3 separate regions of the Homo sapiens genome follow, and regions 2 and 3 are each linked to region 1. A link is a loop called in an ENCODE intact Hi-C map of the cell type or tissue named here. Cell type or tissue: endothelial cell of umbilical vein. All regions are shown on one strand.

Evidence for each region. Hi-C counts contacts between places; a loop is a spot of excess contacts. Peaks named below come from ENCODE experiments on the same cell type or tissue, not always from the same donor. Only the 100,000 strongest peaks of a DNase experiment are listed, where the experiment ranks them.
Region 2: it touches region 1 in a loop (2.4-fold over the local background); 2 of 110 quality-filtered maps call a loop at or near these places.
Region 3: a loop joins it to region 1, with 10 times the contacts of the local background. A loop is called at or near these places in 84 of 110 quality-filtered maps.

The regions. Positions count from the first base shown.
Region 1 is chr1:186,481,798-186,484,297 of GRCh38, reverse strand. No RefSeq gene overlaps it. Among named protein-coding and RNA genes, the nearest start is that of PDC, 22 kb to the right of the region's middle. In endothelial cell of umbilical vein, a CTCF peak has its summit at 1,433; a DNase peak (open chromatin) is centred at 1,427; H3K27ac peaks cover 333 bases.
Region 2 is chr1:186,534,930-186,537,429 of GRCh38, reverse strand. No RefSeq gene overlaps it. Among named protein-coding and RNA genes, the nearest start is that of PDC, 75 kb to the right of the region's middle. In endothelial cell of umbilical vein, no CTCF peak of the experiment used is centred here; a DNase peak (open chromatin) is centred at 1,559; H3K27ac peaks cover 1,693 bases.
Region 3 is chr1:186,984,983-186,987,482 of GRCh38, reverse strand. All of the region lies in intron 17 of PLA2G4A (phospholipase A2 group IVA), which reads right to left. Among named protein-coding and RNA genes, the nearest start is that of LINC01036, 110 kb to the left of the region's middle. RefSeq lists an enhancer at 2,096-2,500. In endothelial cell of umbilical vein, a CTCF peak has its summit at 1,395 (motif pointing right); a DNase peak (open chromatin) is centred at 1,432; H3K27ac peaks cover 1,105 bases.

The sequences.
Region 1 (2,500 bases):
CCTGGCCAACATGGTGAAACACTATCTCTACTAAAAATATAAAAACTAGTTGGGCATGGTGGTGGGCGCCTGTAATCCCAGCTACTTGGGAGGCTGAGGCAGGAGAATTGCTTGAACCCAGGAGATGGGAGTTGCAGTGAGCCGACACGGTGCCACTGCACTCCAGCCTCAGTGACAGAGTGAGACTCCGTCTCAAAAAAACAAACAAACAAACAAACAAAAAGCATATGTGAAATCTCTACTGTAATTTGCACTAAATCTTAAGCTTTCTATTTGTACTTCCCCCTCCTCATCTCTTCAGTAGCTCCTTCAAACATGTTTTTTTCCAGAATATTTGTGACAAAATACCAGAAAATACAGTCTAAGAATCTTACTCAATTCTGTCTTGTGCATTGGTCTCTGATAGTTTCCTAGTTCCACATGGAAGAAGGTGTTTTTCAAAATCTATACTTTAAAAATTCAGTATTTGAATATTCATGTGTCCCTTAACAATGAAGATATGTTCTGGGAAATGTGTCATTAGGCAATTTTGTCACTGTGCCAACATCAAACGGTGGATTTACCACAAACCTAGATGTACATACTGTGCGGGTACTAGCCTACTACACACCTATGCTATATGGTATAGCCTACTGCCTCTAGGCAACAAACCTGTACAGCATATTACCCTACTGAATACTGTAGGCAACTGTAACACAATAGAAAGTAGGTGTGTATCTAAACATATCTAAATATAGAAAAGGTAATGTGTTACACTAAGATGTTATGGTGGCTACAATGCTACTGTGTGATAGGAGTTTTCACCTCCATTACAATCTTAGGGGACTATTGTTATATTTGCAATCCGTTGTTGACTGAACCATCATTATGCAGTGTATGACAATATAATACAAACTATTTATAGTGCACTTATGTGTAGAGTATATTTAAATTGGTCTACCTGCATTATCTCATTTAATCCTTAACAATCCTATGAATGCAAACTATGATTACTCCCATGTAGTTGAGGAAACTAAGGCATAGAAATGTTAACTTGCCCAAAATATCATGGTGAGTGAAGCATAAAAAGCCTAACAACAGTGTTCAAATGCTATGTATTGTTCCATCCACAAAAAACAGGAAAGAGAGTCTCTCACTCTCTGGGTGTGTTTGTGTCTGTGTTCCTTTTAAAACACAATTTTTAAAAGTCATAATTGCAAATTATTTTTCTAATGCAAATCACACATATCCTTTTGATAAGGATATTCAATCACAGAAAATGTTTAAAAGTATTTTTCTCCCTAATATTTCATATTGTATTTTAATCAGTTGAGCAATGTGTATAAAAGGAAAAAAATGACTGCATTTACATGTTACTATGTGATTTCCTTTGGAATCAGTTCTTCTGACTTAAGGTCAAACCAGACAGCTGGCCTGTATGTGATTATGCTGCCCTCACGTGACAGACGTTGTGAACTGCAAGTAGAGTGGGATCCTAGCAAAGACCACCAAGCCCGAAAACTCAGAGGAGCCGAGACTAGCTACTCCCCCAACTGTTCACTGACCATTTTCAAATCAACTTTTACCTGTGACCTCAAAACATCAATGTGATTTTCACATGTCCTTAGCTTACTTCTATTCAATGAGTACAGGTATCTACAATACTGTGTATTTACAGGTCTTACATGCATTTACAATTTAGTAGTAGGCAGTATCAGAAATGTTCTATTTCCTCTGGAACTTAATATGCTAATAGAGAATGGTGGCATATAATAATATTTACAAATAACCAAAAAGGTCTTGAAATTTCTCCAGTGGCATATATAATTTACCTATTTGGTCATACAACCTGACAAGTGCTACCATTTTTAAATCCTTCTAGAAACATGGCATTTAAGACTAAATTTAAAGACCTCTATTAATAATTATGAATGTGGCTGGGCGCGGTGGCTCATGCCTGTAATCCAGCACTCTGGGAGGCCGAGGCAGGCAGATCACCTGAGGTCGGGAGTTTGAGACCAGCCTGACCAACATGGAGAAACCCCGTCTCTACTAAAAACACAAAATTAGCCGGGCATGGTGGCGCAAGCCTGTTATCCCAGCTACTTGGGAGGCTGAGGCAGGAGAATTGCTTGAACCCGAGAGGTGAAGGTTGAGGTGAGCCGAGATCATGCCATTGCACTCCAGCCTGGGCAACAAGAGTGAAACTCCGTATCAAAAAAAAAAAAGAAGAAGAAGATAAATAAAATAAAAATAAAAATAATTATTAATGTGAATACAGCCTGTTTTGGTAAGATAAAATGTGTCATACAACAAAAATCCAGGCGAATCTCTAGTATGGTCCTTCTCTCCTTGATAAACAGTTCTTTGGCTCACAAAAGAAATGGGAATGGCTAAAATTCTCCTTTGACCATAAATTTTTATGATAGTTTCATTGACTATGGAGTTAAAAACTAAAAACAGAGCATCAAAATTCCACCCTAGATGATGTAGGAAATTGCCTAGAATATGTGATCCAAAG
Region 2 (2,500 bases), 53 kb before region 1:
TTTAATATCTGATCTAAAAAGAAGGTTGTACTATACACTGAAGAAGGGAAGTAAATCCTGTGTGTCTTGAGCAAGAGACAAAGAAGAATCAGAGTGGGAGCTGAAGCTGAAGTGGTATGTAGGTATCTGATACAGACAGGGAAAAAAAAGTGTTTTTCCTTCTCTAACACTCATTCAATACGGCACAGAATGCTTCTGTGACCAGATGTGAGGGAGGGGTTCCCCACACATCAAGAAAATCTCCAGCAGACACCAGAGGGGTGTCCTGGAATTCTATTCAATTCTCACATTATTTACCTGGAGATAACTTAGGGTAAGGGCTCAGTCCCACAAGACTGACACTCACTTCAGATGCCAATCACAAGCCACAGGTTGTTACCTTTTCTTCCGACTGACTGGCTATAAAGCAGGGGTTCCCATGACCTCTTCTTTGAGTTTAATTTGCTAGAAGAGCTCACAGAACTCAGGAAAACACTTCACTTATATTTACCCATTTATTATTAAGAATACTTCAAAGGATACAGATGAACAGCCAGATGGAAAAGATGCATAGGGCAAGAGATGTGAGAGCTTCCCTGCCCTGTTTGGGTGCCACCCTCCAGGAACCTCCACATGTTTAGATCCCCAGAAGCTCTTCAAATGCAGTCCTTTCAGGTTTTTATGGAAGATTCATTGCATAGGCATGACTGACTAAATCATTAGCCACTTGCGATCGACCCAAATTTCACTCACCCTGGTTGGAGAGTGAAGCTAAAAGTTCCAAATCTTAAATTGCAGGGTTGGTTCCCTTGGCAACAGTTCTCCATTCTGAGGCTATCTAGTAGCCCCCAGTTTTCCAGGAGTCCCCAGCCATCAGTCATCTTATCAGCTTACAAAAAGACATATCACTTAAGAGACTTCAAGAGTTTTAAGAGCTGTATGCCAGGAAAAGGGAAGGAAAACCAAATGTATTTAATATTTCACAATATCACAGTGCCAGATGCGGCAGGCCTGGTAAGCCTTAGGTCAATGGATGCCACTGAAGAGACTAAAACAGGGAAATAACATGCTCATATTTTAGTTTTAAAAATGCATTTCTAAGTGCAGTGTGGAAAGTGAATTTCAAAAAGCTGAAGATGAAAAAGTATTAATTTGCATTATATTGCAAAACTTCAGATGAAAACCAAGGATACATTTTAAATTTTGTGTGCAGTAGGTTCTATTGTGATAAAAGAAAGGTACTGTGACTCTTCAACTTTCTCTAAAGACGATAAAATAAAAATTAGTCATATCTTGAGAAAACATTGACCAAAATTATTCTAACATGAAGGGGAAAAAAATTTGCATAAAAAGTGAAAAACCAGACGATAAAACCTGAGTGATAAAAGTTTCCCGTATGTTACAGAGAGTCTTTCCCTTGCTCAATACAGTACATCTTAGTATTATTCAAATAAACTTAAACTAAAACAGACTCACTAAAAAGGACATAACTCAGAATGACCCATGGGGCTTATTTCCTGTTAGATTCTATCCCTGGTTCTGCTCTATAATTCTTTTTGAATACATTTCAGCAATGATTCATCTTGTCAGTCTGCCAACAGTCTTTCCTACTGAGAAAGTGGCATGTACTTCACGTACTTTAGCAGAAACACAATTGAAGACTTTGCTTAGATTGCCCCCAATTATCTTATTTACTTCTCAAAAATAAGTCATACTATTTTTATCAGTAATATGGCTCTCTAAAACTAAATATTATATGACAAACAGTGAAAGTTCATTTAAAACACCAAGAAAACACTATCAAGGGTGACGGACCTGCATTTTGGGGACCTAGCCTCCTTTAGCAAGGCTCACTGCCTGGGATCTGTGTGGACACTGCGTCTGATGTCCAGGGTAAGTCTCTGCCTTCCAGGCCCAGCCTAGAGCAGTGGGTACCATGGCACATCTGACAGCATTGCACACTCTTTTTTTTTTTTTTTTTTTGGTGATTCTTCTGCCCTAATATATTAGCAAGATTTTAGTCAAGAATATTACTTCATTATTATAGTCTCACTTTATTCCCTACTATCCTCATCTCCACCTCCAGATTGAGACCTGGAGTTCATGAAGAGCTGAGCTAAAGTAATAATACTTGGTTATTTTAAATGGCTAATATTAAATAATTAATATTTATTGAGTCATTATGTATCAGAGACTATTAAAAGTGCTTTGTATGTATTAGTTCCTTTTATCTTCACAATAACCGTATCAAATAATTAGGGAAGTTATCATTTTTAAAAATAAGAATACCCAGCCATATAGTGATTAAGTTAACAGCCTATGGCCAAATACAGCAGGTGGTGAAGGTGGAATTTAAAACCTTGCTATTAACCATCACTCTATAGCTCTAGAGCCCACACTTTGAAGCTCTACATGATAGACATTCTGCTGTACTTGGAGTCACATTTTTTCTGTAATATTTGACTTCATTAAATGTGCTGTTTTCTAGGTGACCTCTGGTCAGCCACGAAATTAGGCTCCT
Region 3 (2,500 bases), 500 kb before region 1:
TTTCTGGGCATCAGGAAACCGAGGCAAGTCACAGAGTTATTCCACAATTCCTTTTATTCTCTACCTCAGGGATTGTTAAGCAACATTAAGGTACAGTCCACGGGCTTTTCAGCCCCTTGCCACAGGTAGGAATACTTGGCAAGTCTGATCAGTTTAGGACGCTATGGCCTCCTCTCACTCACAACTGCTGTGGCCCACTTGGCCTTGGAGATGCATGCTCAGAGGGATTCTCCCATTACCACGTGCAAGCTCACTGGGCAAGCATGGCTCATTGCCTGAAGGAGATCATGTTTGCACCACTTAAACATGTGAGATCTAAATGGTGCAAACATGCAATTATTTTTCTGTGACTTTATGTCCCAGACACCCAACAAGCAAGGCTCTCTATTCTCTAATAGTAACTTTAAAAACGCAGTCAGATTTTGGAAAAAGGGAGCTATCACAGGAATGTGGTTCTTTTATATGCCTTATTTTAAAACGTAATATATGTAATTATCTTCTCGGGAAATGGGCTCAAACGTGAATGAGTCCGTTAAGGTAAAGCTGATATTTGCTGATCCCACTTTTCTTAAGAATAGGGAAACATAATTCTGTGATGACAAAAGATGCTTCAGATCTATGAAGGAGACTTGGACCAAAGGCTACCAGGCACAAACACTTCTTGGCTGTGTGAGATGGAGGGCAATTAGTGTCAATACTTGAGCCCATTTCTTCTTCTTTAAAATGGAAATAATGTACTAATTTGGGGTTTTGTGGGGATTGGAGATCATTTCTATAAAGTGCTTGGCACAATACCTGGTACATAAACATTCTACAACAGCTGTTACGCTTGTTATTTTTAAACTGACAATATGTGATGAAAATTGGGAACTCTAAATTAGAAGTGAAGCTATAAAGTTTATAAGAAATAAACACACCAGGTGTGTAGCCAAGAATGAGCTTATTATATTGTGTAAGTCAGCAAATCGTTTCTGCTATTCAAAGTATCCTACTACATCTTCTTTTAAAAATCTCCCTGCCTTTCTAGAGATCTATATCAGCAAATTTATCAATTGGTTTCTCCTTCTCACAGAAATCCATGAAACATCAACCCTCATTGCATAAAAGTGTCCAAATAAAATAAAAACCAACTATTTGCTTTCTAAACACCTAAAAAGCTTTAAAATAAAAAAGACCATACAAAAAATTAAACTGACAATGATTGCTGCTATCAATTCCCTCATAATGAATTCTTGAGCATAAAAAAAATCAGCAATATCAACATCAGGAACTAGTGGATTTATCGTAATTGGACCTCAGCTGGTGTTCCTAGTGAGCAAGCCATTCTGATAAAGGAAAATGAACACTTCCAACTCTGAAAACCCCAAGTTAGAATGTGCAAGTTGATCCACTAGGTGGCATATTAACACCATGAAACCATTAACCAGGTTTTTCACATTACTGCGGAAAATACCCTGTTCTTGGGAGTTACAGTTCTGTGATAGAAAAAATCAAGCCCAGTATTAGATCAGTTACTAAATTCAAACCTTTTGGCATCCTACATGATACAACTACATATATTCAAAAAGGCATTATGTTAAATTTAAACCTTTCTTTTCATTATTATACAAGAAGTCATCTTAAATGGTGTTTGTATCTCTTTCATTCTTCCCTGAAATTCATTGGGATTCCAAATCCTTCCCTTCAGTGTTATCCCAGCAAAAGCCCTCATATCTCAACCTTCTCCAGCCTCACCACCTATCCCATGTCATCTTTCACTTGTGCCATTCAGTAGCCTCCTATTGTTGAACCAGATCTCTTAAATCTTTGCTAATGAAAGCAGAGAATAAGAAAAACAAGCATGTAAAATGTGATCCCCCTTCCACATAAGAAACAAATTTGTAGAGGTGAGATTATAAGCAATCTACAAACAAATATTGAGTTATCACAACAGAAAATAAAAAATAAGCCCAAGAGAGAAAGTTAAGTATATTTTGTTAGAGAAGTAAAAATTACAAATATAGGAGAACATGAGAAGATATTTAGGTGTAAAATTACTGTGAATTTGCTGGATAATGCCTGCCTTTTCAATAAAAACTGAAATGTCAGGAAGGCAGAAAGTTCATCAGGCTTGCATTTTTTTTTATCCGAGCGCTTAGAACATGGAAGGTACATAATAAATATTTGCAAAATTAATAAATACACAGAAGGTGCTCACTAGAGGTTGATTGACACAGGGCAGCATTCAGTTCAGAGGAACAGTGAGACCAGTTGAGTTAAAGGACAGGCAGGGTTTTTAAGTGGAGCAGAAGACTGGGCATTCTCTGTAGAAGAATAACCATATGAAAAGACTGAGGATGGGAGGCTGTGGCATTCGTCAGAGACATCTGGGAATTCATTCTGGCCTGGCTAGAATGAAGGCTGTGTTTGGGGAACACTAAGAAATAAGGCTGCTTGAGAGACAGGTGGTTCAAAAGTAAGGAATGAAGGAGAAAAGACATGCAGCCTCATCTCAGCTCCC